Linked DNA regions of Homo sapiens: region 1 is linked to region 2. The links are chromatin loops, found by intact Hi-C in ENCODE. Cell type or tissue: K562. All regions are shown on one strand. Each heading gives the region's core, and the rest is flanking DNA. Links, peaks and the distances in the headings are about the cores only.

Region 1 (5,381 bases), core at 58-5,057, 730 kb after region 2:
ATGCTGACAGGAATTCATGTGGAAACGGTTGGAGTTGAGTTCAGCCACTGGACAGCCAAACTCCAGGGGAAGATCATTTCCCCACTCCATCCCCCTCCCAACTCCTCATCCAGCCCACTGAGAGCCACCTCCACCGCTCGATAAAATCCCTCATTCATCCTTCAAGCCCACATGTGGCCCGATTTTCCCTTGGATGCTGGGCAAAAGCTTGGGATACAGAAAGCTGTCACATTGGCTCTCTGCTCTTGCAAAAAGGCAGAGGGTCCATTGAGCTGGTTAACGCTCTAGCCATCCGTGGATGGCAGGGCTAAAACGGCACACTGCAACACACACCCACTCGGGCTCCTGCACCTGTCTGTCTGCGTGCTCCCCCACCCCTCAGGGGTTTGAGCAGTGGCAACGACCCAACAGGCAAGCCACACCCCTGTCTCACGTCCTGCGACGGGGATCTGGGAACTCTCCCGTTTCATTATTAATTTGCTTCTTTCCGACTTAACGCTACATCAAGGCAATGTTTCCAAATTGAAACGCATTTGTAGAGGGGGCCATCTTCTTCCTTTCCCCAAGTGGTTGCCACTGCCTAGGAAGTAGGTACTTCTGCTCTCCTGGAAGAACAGGGAAGAATCTGTCGTCTTCTCTGTGCCATCCCGGTGAGAGCCTGCTGTGCAACAGGGTCCATGCGTTCAAAGCCATTGTTCAGTTTTCACATCTGCAGGTTCCACGTATGCACTGTTCTTCAAGCTTTCCCAGAAGCACAAGGGGAAGTGTTAGGAGGCCCATTTCAGTTCAGCTCGGCTCCAAACCAGCTTCTCCCCAAGCAAAGCAGCTGATTCCATTCTGACTCAGGCATTCACTTTTTGATTGATTTGGAAGTAGAATGGGAGGGCTCTCTGATTAGCACTCTTAAAACCTCAGCAGGGTAGGGCCACCTGTCAGTATCTTTTTTACGGCTAGATAGTATTGATATATCCTAATTCATTTAACTAGACCTCTAATGATGGGCGTTTAAATGCCTTTCATGATTTCATTGCCCCAAACAGCTCTGATAAAATGGGCCAGCCCATGAGTCCCTCTGCACTGCACAGTAGAGTACTGGGAGGAGAACTGGGTGTTAAATTATATGTGCATTTTGGCAGCGCACAGTGGCTCATGCCTGTAATCCCAGCACTTTGGGAGGCTGAGGCAGGTGGATTACCTGAGGTCAGGAGTTCGAGACAGCCTGACCAACATGGTGAAACCCCATCTCTACTAAAAATACAAAAATTAGCCAGGCATGGTTGCGCATGCCTGTAATCCCAGCTACTCAGGAGGCTGAGTCAGGAGAATCACTTGAACCTTGGAGACGGAGATTGCAGTGATGGCACCACTGCATTCTAGCCTGGGTGACAGAGTGAGACTCCATCTCCGAAAAAAAAAATGTGCATATTTGCATTTTAAATACAGCCGTCATGGTTGTTTTGGAAATGTCTTTTTCACATGCAAAGAAGCTGATTTTATGCCAAGTCAAAATGGGTAGGTGGAACAAGTGAAAGGTGTGTCCTGGTAGAGGCAAAGCTCTTAGGAAAGAGTAAGCAATGCATACTTGGAAACCTAGAGGCTCTCTGGGATCAGCTGCAGAGCAGTAAGGGGGCCCAGAGACGCCCAGAGCTGTCTGCTGAGCAGCACCACCTACTGTGTTTCTGGCATAAGGAAATAAAACAAACACACCTTTGTGGTAGCACTGCACAGTGGTTACAGGGCGTGGGGGTGAGGTTCTAGAATTTACCACTTTCTAGCTGTATGACCTTCAAAGAGTTAGTTAACTGCTCTGAGCTCATTTTCTCGACTGTAAAATGAGGAGAACAGCAATTCCAACCTACAGGATTGTTGGCGACCTTAAATGAGAAAGTCCAAGTGCACTGCTTTGACACACAGACCGCCTCACACCTGGTAAGCGATCCGTACGTGTTGGGAGTCATTATCAAGTCAAGCAGGATGTGGGTGGGAAATGTGCTCTCGGAGGGTTTGATGCAAGTTACAATACTTGGGGAGTGCTTGATTTCCAGCTTCCTCATTCACAAATCAGGGTTACACCTCTTACTACAAAGAACTGATCCAGGATTAAATGAGAAACAAGAGCTGATGCCTGGCACAGGGCAGGCAACAGTAGCTGTGAGCTCCCTGTCTTCTCCATTTCTGTATCTACCAAAGGGAGGAACAGTCCAGGGTGAGGAACAGCCAGCCTGTGTGATCCCTGCTCACTAGCGCCACCAGTGGGTTTGTGAAGAGAAAAGACATTAGGGTGGTCTTCATCTTGATTTAAGGTTGCATTTATTTATTTATTACTTATGCTAGAGGCTTACATTCTCCAAAGAAATTGGTCTTAGGGCGAATGCGATTTACCATCAGCTAAAGGGGAAATGGTGGTAGAACTGTCATGCCAACAAGGTCAAAGATATTTGCATCTATGTTGTTTTATTGATTTTTTGACTTGATTCTCCAGTGAAGAGTAATAATAGCAATTAGTAGAACTACAGGAGGCTGGACATGGTGGCTCCTGCCTGTCATCCCAGCACTTTGGGAGGCAGAGGCAGGGGGATTGCTTGAAACCAGGAGTTTGAGACCAGCCTGGACAACATAGGAAGACCTCATTTATCAAAAAAAAAAAAAAAAAAAAAAAGTAAAACAATGTATCTGGGCACGATGGTGCATGCCTGTAGCCCTAACTATTATACTAGGGAAGTTAGGATAGGAAGATTGCTTGAGCCCAGGAGCCCAGGGCTGCAGTAAGCTATGACAGTGCCACTGCACTCCAGCCTGGGCAGGAGGGCAAGACCCCATCTCTAAAATAAATAAAAAAATAAAATAAAAAAGAAGAGCTGCAGCCCCAAATCTGTGATCTGGAAAGGTTTTCAGAGTCTAAGTTATAAAAGTGGGATTTAGGGTGCTCATCTCTAAAGATGTGGCTGTGGACAAAACTGGGGTCAGATAGGCCTCTGCAGCCATGTCCCTACAAGTGAGAGCCAGGGTAGGGGCAAGATGGGCAGCTGAGGGCATCTCCTCTCTACTGACCTCCTGCTTCTGGGGCCTTATTGCTGCTTCTTGCCACCAAACTTCAGGGCTTCAGAACACACCTGATTGGAGAGGGAACCTGTCACTCCTGCCTGATTTTTAACTACAGCAAAATAAGATGTTAAGTGCCCCCCACCCCTGAAAAAAACAACAACTCCCCTCTGTGATTTCTCTGATCTCATTATTGGTGCTCGTGGATTTCTCAGCCCTCAGCCCTCCAATTTCCCTCTCTTCCTTCTCACTGCCTTTACTAGGGCAGCAGCCAGTGGTTGTGGCATGCTTGAATTTCAAACAGGGCAGGCTGAAACAGGAACAACTGTATGTTTATTAGGGCATCATTATCCCTCTGAACTGCATCATTTATATCCCTGGGAAGAGACCACGCCAGGTCAGGAGCAACAGTTTGAGTCGATAATTTGTCAGGTTGAGCAGGTGGTAAGGGGTGGCATAAGAAATCACCTGAAAGGCACCGCAAACTGAAATGGATGGAGGTGGAAGAGTAATAAGAAAGTGATCAGTGAATCCACAAACAAGCACAGATAAATCAAACAGCACCAGGTGGATGGGAGCAAAATAGGAGAGATTCAAATTAGCAAGACTTGAACCTTATCAAGGGAAGGTTAGGAATTCACCCTCAGTCACCGTTACCCACCAGGGCTGGAGAAATGCCCACAAGAAAATGAATCTTTCCAGGGCAGGGAGCTGGAGTGGAAGAGATTTCCTAGAGAGTATCAATTTGGATTATAAAAATCCCAAGGTCTCGTGCTCTGACAGTGTGAAAGGTAGAAAAATGGACCAGACTTCTTGCAACTGCCACTACCCGTGGAGTGCTTGATACTCTTCAAATGTTTTTACATTCACAGAGGGTATACAGTGTTCAAAAAAGCAAGGGGATGAAAGACCCAGATGCAAAGCCTTGAAGAGGTAAGTGTTTCGGCCAAATACCCATGACCTTGGTGGCTCATAGATGAAATCTTTTCCCTTCTCTATTTGTTTTAACCCTTTGACCAAGTTTAGTCCTGAGTGTTAGAGTCAGAAAAGTAAAAGCAAGGGCTGAGGAACAAAAATCATTATCCTCATCATCGTGTTTATTATTTAGTAATAATGGCTACTGTACTCGGGGGCCTGTTTTGTGCCAGGGACTGTGCTGGCACATTTAGACCCTAACCTCTTTTAATCCTCACAGCAATCATATGTGGTGACTGCTATGTGTGTCTTTATTTATTATTATTTTTTATTTAATTTTTTTGAGACGGCGTCTGGCTCTGCCGTCAGGCTGGAGTGCAGCGGTGCAATGTTGGCTCACTGCAACCTCTGACTCCCAGGTTCAAACGATTCTCCTGCCTCAGCCTCCTGAGTAGCTGGGATTACAGGCTCGTGCCACCACACCTGGCTAATTTTTGTATTTTTAGTAGAGACGGGGTTTCACCACTTTGGTAAGGCTGGTCTCAAACTCCTGACCTCGTGATCCACCCGCCTTGGCCTCTCAAAGTGCTAGGATTACAGGTGTGAGCCACCGTGCCCGGCCCATATGTCTTTATTTTTCAGATAAGGGAACTAAGCCTTAAAGAATGTAAATGGCTTCACCAGGCTCACAGCTCATAAGTTATAGCATCACGATCAGTGCTCAGGATTATCTGAACCTAAAGCTCACACTGCACTGATCACCATGCCTTCTACAAGTGTTACTGAATATTTTTTAGAAGCAGATGAAGGCATTGAGAGGGAGCAGGAGGAGTATTCATTCCCAGGGACCCTCCAATTCCCAAACACACCCATGAGTCTATTCCATAAAAATTGTGGACAAGTATCAGGTTCAGGTAAATATGCTCGGATCTCATGTCTAGGAAAAACCTGTAGGTAAAGGCCTAACCCTGCAAAATGGACAGTGCGGCTGCATATTCACAAAAGAAGGAAGATGTAGATCTTTTTATACGAGTTTTAAAAAGACCCAGGATAGTTTTCTTAACATTTGGAACTTCCTTTGTGCATATCAAATGTGTTTCAAGTCACAAATAGTTGGTTTCAGCTCAATGCAGAAAGAATATGTACATTTTGCACAGAGTAAAGTACACCTGTTTGGAAATATTTTCTGTCTTCTGAATTTAAATGAAGCATTGCCCACAAGTTCAAAGTTGGAGAGATACCATAATTTCTGGGCTGAAATGCATGCTATTTTAAGCTTAGGCGCATGTTGGAAGCCAGCCACCAACTCTCCTCAGATTTGTCCAAATTCTCTGTGTTTTTCTTGCTTAGCACAGTGGTTAATTGCTCGGGCTTTATTATCTGAAAACCTGTAGACAAATCCAGAATTGAATCGCTCACGTGAT
Region 2 (5,381 bases), core at 197-5,196:
GGAAAGGGAGTAAGAGAAAAAGAAGAGGGCAAGAAAAGAGTTGGGCAAGGGTTGGTTTCAACTGGAGCATGAATTGCACCACCCAGATAGTTTGACCTTGAGTCAAGGGAGCCAGCCTTTGAACCCTGGTAGGTGAATTCTGGGCTGCCCTGGGAGGTGGGGGGATGGGCAAGCGGCCCCCATTGAGCTGAGAAGCTGGGATGCCTAAGTAACTGGAGGATGAGTGCATTGACAGTGTCCACTACAGATACACACCTATATGTTCAGATACATATTTATACCCATATTTGCATATATATGCACATATTCATATATATAAATATATATCATGCAGGAATAGATCCATGCACTCACACAGTCATATTTACATACATGCAAATAAACACATGTAACTAACACAGATCCACACACACACATTGGCTCACACAAATCTATCTCATATGCAATTCATCACACATTGATCGGAGATAAACATTGAATATACTCTCCTGATGTGGATGGACCTCGACTCTAAGGACAAGTTTGCTGCTTAGGCAAATTACACCACGGCTTTGGCAAATAGGCATTTGGAAAATGTGTTCAGAAAAATATGGTATCACTCAAAACCCAAGCGTAAGTGAGGAGGGGATCCTGAGCTGCTGGGGCCTATTAGCTCCCAGCTTGGACAGGTCAAATTCGTGTTTCCAATAAAGACCAGAGGTCTTTTCCTTGCAGCTGGGTTAGTTTTTTCAAACCTCCTGACCATACCTCGAGATTACTCACACCTGTGCCTCACCCAGTTGAGAACTATCTCGTGCCGCTTAGTATCAGAATGCTTAACTTGGCATGAAGCAGGAAAACAGCACTTGGGGAAGCCATTGGTGGGAGGCCCATCACTGCCATCGTCAGAGCACGGGGTGATTCAAGGAAACCAGGCAGCTGCTATTCCTTTGTCTCCAAACACCGTGGGGGTTGTCTGCTGCAACCTTTGGTGAGCTCCTGAGCTGCAGTCCATTGAGGAAGGTGACAGTATCATTTGCAAGTTTCACCTCGCTGGGTACAGGGGCTTTTTGCCCAGATAAGAAATGCCCCTAGGCAGGAGGAAGAGAAACAGACTGAGTAGCCCAGGCCAGTTACTTAGCCAGTTACTAAGGCAGATGGAGCCCTCCCAAGCCCCCACTCAAACAAAACAAAACAAAATAAAACAAAAAAAAAGCCTCTTTGCTGAGAATCTCTCTGCAAAGCATGCCAACAGTTTTTATAACTGGTTTCCTATGCTCCTGGGCCAAAAAAGAGAATAGTCTTTTAATGAAATTGCTTTTTTTTAAAAAAGCAAGAAATGCCAGAGAGAAGTAAAGCGCATGACTTACTGGGAGAACTCTAAATTCAGTTATGGCTTAAGAAACAAGTTAATACTCCATTTTTGTGTTTGTGTGTGTGTGTGTGTGTTATTGTTGTTGAGATCCCATTTCCAATGCATTTACAATAAATACTAATGCCCACCCCTTATGCAGAACTAGAGTGAAAAAGAGCTGAAACTCACCAATAAACCCAAGAAAGCCTTTAGGACACAGATTCCCAGAAATGCCATCAGACAGAACAAGCAGTGGGGGAAATAAGCAAAGCAAAGGTGGCACACAGAAAAACATGATTAAAAGAGAAAGAAGAATTAAGACCTGGGGGAGGGAGCAAAAATGACTTTCTTATTATTATTATTTATTTACTTATTATTTATTTTTAGGTACACAGGGAAGTGTGTCTTCTCCCATGTCAAGAAGAAGTGGCCTTTCCAGGAATGGAGCTATTGAGCTGAAATGGCTGCCACTGCGCGTACACACACACACGCGCACACACACACACACACACACACCTCCCTTCCAGTTCCAGCTGACGGTGACTTTTTGACTGGTAACCATAAAAGAATTCATTCAAAAGGGCAGTTGTTCCCAGCAGCCAGTGAGGTCCTTCCTGCATTCGTTGTCTTGGAGAAGGAGGCACATAACAAAATAGAAACCAAAATGGGAAGGAAAAGAGAAAGAAAGTGAAATTCCTGGTCTTTGTTGTATGTATCCCCTTGCTTTTTAGATAAATTATCAGGGGTTTAAACACACACTCTCTCCCCTCCCTCCTCCCACTTCACACACACTAGATTGTTCTTGTCTGTTTGCAAACAGTCCAGAAGCACTGGGGTCTCATTAAATTAGATTCTAAGTGTCTTAAAGAATTAGATTTCAAGAAACCAAGAATCTGTGTCCTTTCCCTTCTCAGAGTGCCTGGAAGGGTGCAGATTTCTCCAATCTGAATCTGACAATGTTATTTCTTATGTCAGATAATCCCAAGTAGATCTTATACCTTAAAAAAATAAAATCAGCTACACTACCTACCTTACAGGGAAGGAAAAAGAACTAATTCCAATTATTAACTAACCCAAGATACAAACACAGGGGAAACTAGGGAATGTGCTTTGCAGCAATGTAAGATTATAGGGGTTGGTTTTAACCATCCTTTGAATGTCCCTCTTTAAGCCTTTTTAAAGGGCAATTTTGCACGGTGAGTAGAATTAGGCTTCTCCGTGGTCAAGATTTTGTTCACTCTATCAGTGCAAATTAAGTGGCACCGGCCCACTGGAAATTATAGTCTCCATTAGGAAGAAAAGAAATTACTTACCGAGCAGCAAATTCTCTAAATTTGTAATTCAGATCTTTAGTGCAGAATGCCGGTCAGGATCCAGCCCTTTGCATAAATTGGTTTTCTGGGGAGTTTAACCCCTTAGCCTCTGTTGCCCTTTTCTTGAATGGCATTCACGCAACCCTCTCCATCTCCTGGCCCTTTAACTGGCCCCGGCAGAAGTTGCAGTCCACAATTTCACAGAAGTAAGGATAATACATTATCACACATTACCGTTTATAAAGTGCTCTGGGTACAATCTGTAATTTAAAGCTGTATTTCCCTCACTGAACTTAAGTGCTTCCTTTGTTACATTTCATTACCGGGGGACTGGCATGCACCTGTATAGATTTTTTTTTTTTTTTTCATTTTTTGTTTTGTTTTGTTTTTCCAAATAAGCACTTCTTGACAAAATGGCCCCCAGCTGCACTTCTGCTAATGACAGCCATGGAAGGGCTGGTTCCTTACGTGATCTACTCTCTCAGAAGCTTGCTTTTGTCAAAATGCAGCCACGTGGGGGAGCTGCAGGACCTGGGGTTTTACAATGCCTAGCCCTTTTTCCCTGATTGCCTAACCGGGAAACTGGGCCAAAGCAGCCTGAGAGTGTATTTGTTGATTAACTTCTAGAAAGCAGTCAAGTTTAATTAGGAGAACTAGAACGAGAAAGCTGAACTGGGCAAGTCAGTTGCCTTCTATGATTCTCAGTCCTCCAAATGAAGATAAGGTTGGTTGGTTTGTGTTTCCATCCTTATCTGCTCTATCTTGGAAGAAGCTCAAGGAAGATTGTGTGATTGCAAAACGTTTCAGTTGGTGTCATTGCAATGCATTTAAGTAATCCTTACTGGCCCATCCTGCTCCACAAAGCAGCCTTACCTCTCATCTTCTCCACTCCCAACTAAAGAGCAAGTGATTTAAACTCTGAGTGTCCTCCCTCAACAATGGGCTAATAATAGAGCCTACTCGTGGAGTTGCTGCCAGCATGCAGTGAGATGGTGCATACCAAACATTTAGTGCAGTGGCTGGCACATTGTAAGCACTTAGGAAAGGCAAGCTATTCTATCATGGGGAACTTTTAGCACCAAGTAACAGAAAACCCCTACTTGAATTGGCAGATAATCGTAACAATAAGGGTATTTATCATTTCATATAATAGGTGTTGTATAACATCTTTGGCTTTGATTCTCTGAGACTCTCTTCCAGCTAACAACGATAATGAGGAAATGTATCGTTTCATATAACTGGTGTTAAGTCTCATAGCCTGGCTCTGGTTCTCTGACACTCCATTCTGCCATGTTCCATGGGTTGACTTCATCCTAAAACTGTGCTGAATGATGGATGCAGTTCCAGGCAAGGGGATTATGGGAATACCATAATCAGTTTCAATGAATCATTTTGGTGAAATCATGTTGAGAAGGCAATACAATGATACAGTAGACAGTAAAGCCATTATTGGTATCAGTGGCTTTAAGGCTAACCATTCCCCAAACTAACTGTGTCCCTTCAATTCACACCCATGGGATTTGTGTAATGACGGCCCCCACCTTCCAAAGCAGTGCCACTAGAATGTGAACTTATCAAGATCTGAACCTTCTTGTCTTGCTCATTCATTGTTCTATTGTCAGTGTCTAGCACAATGCCTGGACATGGTAGATACTCAACAAATATTGGTTGAATGGATAAATTGCTAAACAAATATCCTGTGGCCACACCCATTGTGGATTGCCTTATCCTCTAGTGTGAATTTGTTTTAGCTCTGAATGTCTGATCACCCTAACCAGACATCTACCCTTCCCAGGTAACCAGCCCAGTGGTTCTAAAAGTACAGTCCCAGGACCAGCAGCCTCAGCACCACCTGAGAACATGTTAGGAATGCAAACTCTCAAGCCCCACTCCATACCCGCAGAATCAAAAACTCTTGGGGTGGGACCCAGTAACCTGTGTTTTAGCAGCCTCTCAGGAGGTTCCAATGAAGGAGAAAATTTGAAAACCACTGGTCCAGGTAGAGCTACCACTTCACTGAGCATCAACAGCATGTTTGGTCCAAAGACTGGCCCTGAAGATGCTTAGATAAAAAAAGCTAACATTGAACCTCACTATATGCCAGGTATTGTGTGTCACATGACTTAACTTTGTTCACTGCTTATTTGGCAGCTGAGGAAACTAAGGCTCACAGAGAAAAAAACAACTTTGCCCAAGAACACACATGGCAGAGCCAAGGTTGAAATCCAACCTAAGTACATAAAAGCTTGCTTTCATGTCTGTGGGAGAGACAGGCAGGCAAAAAGATAATAATAATACAATGTAAGAGAAGCAAATGCAGGGTGTCATGGGACTCAGGGGAAGGCACTGGCGCAAGACCACAGTGGGTGGAGGTTGGCCACTTTGGGGAGGTGACAGTTGAGTTAACTCACACAGAATGAATAAGCGTTGGACAAAAGGGCTCCCAGAAGAACAGCAAGTGCAAGAGCCCAGGGTCCACAGAGAGAATGGCAGGTAGCTTAGCATGGCTGAAGTGAGACTGTGAGGAGAACGGATAAGAGGATGGAAGCTGGGGAGGTGGCACAGATGGATCTCAAGGACTTGGAGTAAAAAGTCCATAGTAACGAGTTTAAATTGTCTCTTGACGGCAATGGGGAGCCATGGAAGATATTTGAGCTGGAGGGTAACATAGATTTATATTTTGGCTGCAGGTAGGATCTAATACAAAAGCAATTCAACTAATATTCACTAAGTGA

What was found. Peaks named below come from ENCODE experiments on the same cell type or tissue, not always from the same donor. Only the 100,000 strongest peaks of a DNase experiment are listed, where the experiment ranks them.
Region 1: a loop joins it to region 2, with 3 times the contacts of the local background. A loop is called at or near these places in 7 of 110 quality-filtered maps.

The regions. Positions count from the first base shown.
Region 1 is chr20:53,205,137-53,210,517 of GRCh38, reverse strand. The region is part of intron 1 of TSHZ2 (teashirt zinc finger homeobox 2); the gene reads right to left. Among named protein-coding and RNA genes, the nearest start is that of TSHZ2, 240 kb to the right of the region's middle. In K562, for the core only: a CTCF peak has its summit at 2,252; a DNase peak (open chromatin) is centred at 2,217; H3K27me3 peaks cover 604 bases.
Region 2 is chr20:53,937,864-53,943,244 of GRCh38, reverse strand. BCAS1-AS1 (BCAS1 antisense RNA 1) reads right to left here. Exons shown (of 5, transcript NR_199019.1): 3 at 2,647-2,813; 4 at 1,850-1,960; 5 at 1-1,070. Among named protein-coding and RNA genes, the nearest start is that of BCAS1-AS1, 25 kb to the right of the region's middle. RefSeq lists a silencer at 4,181-4,475. In K562, for the core only: a CTCF peak has its summit at 3,162 (motif pointing right); a DNase peak (open chromatin) is centred at 3,144.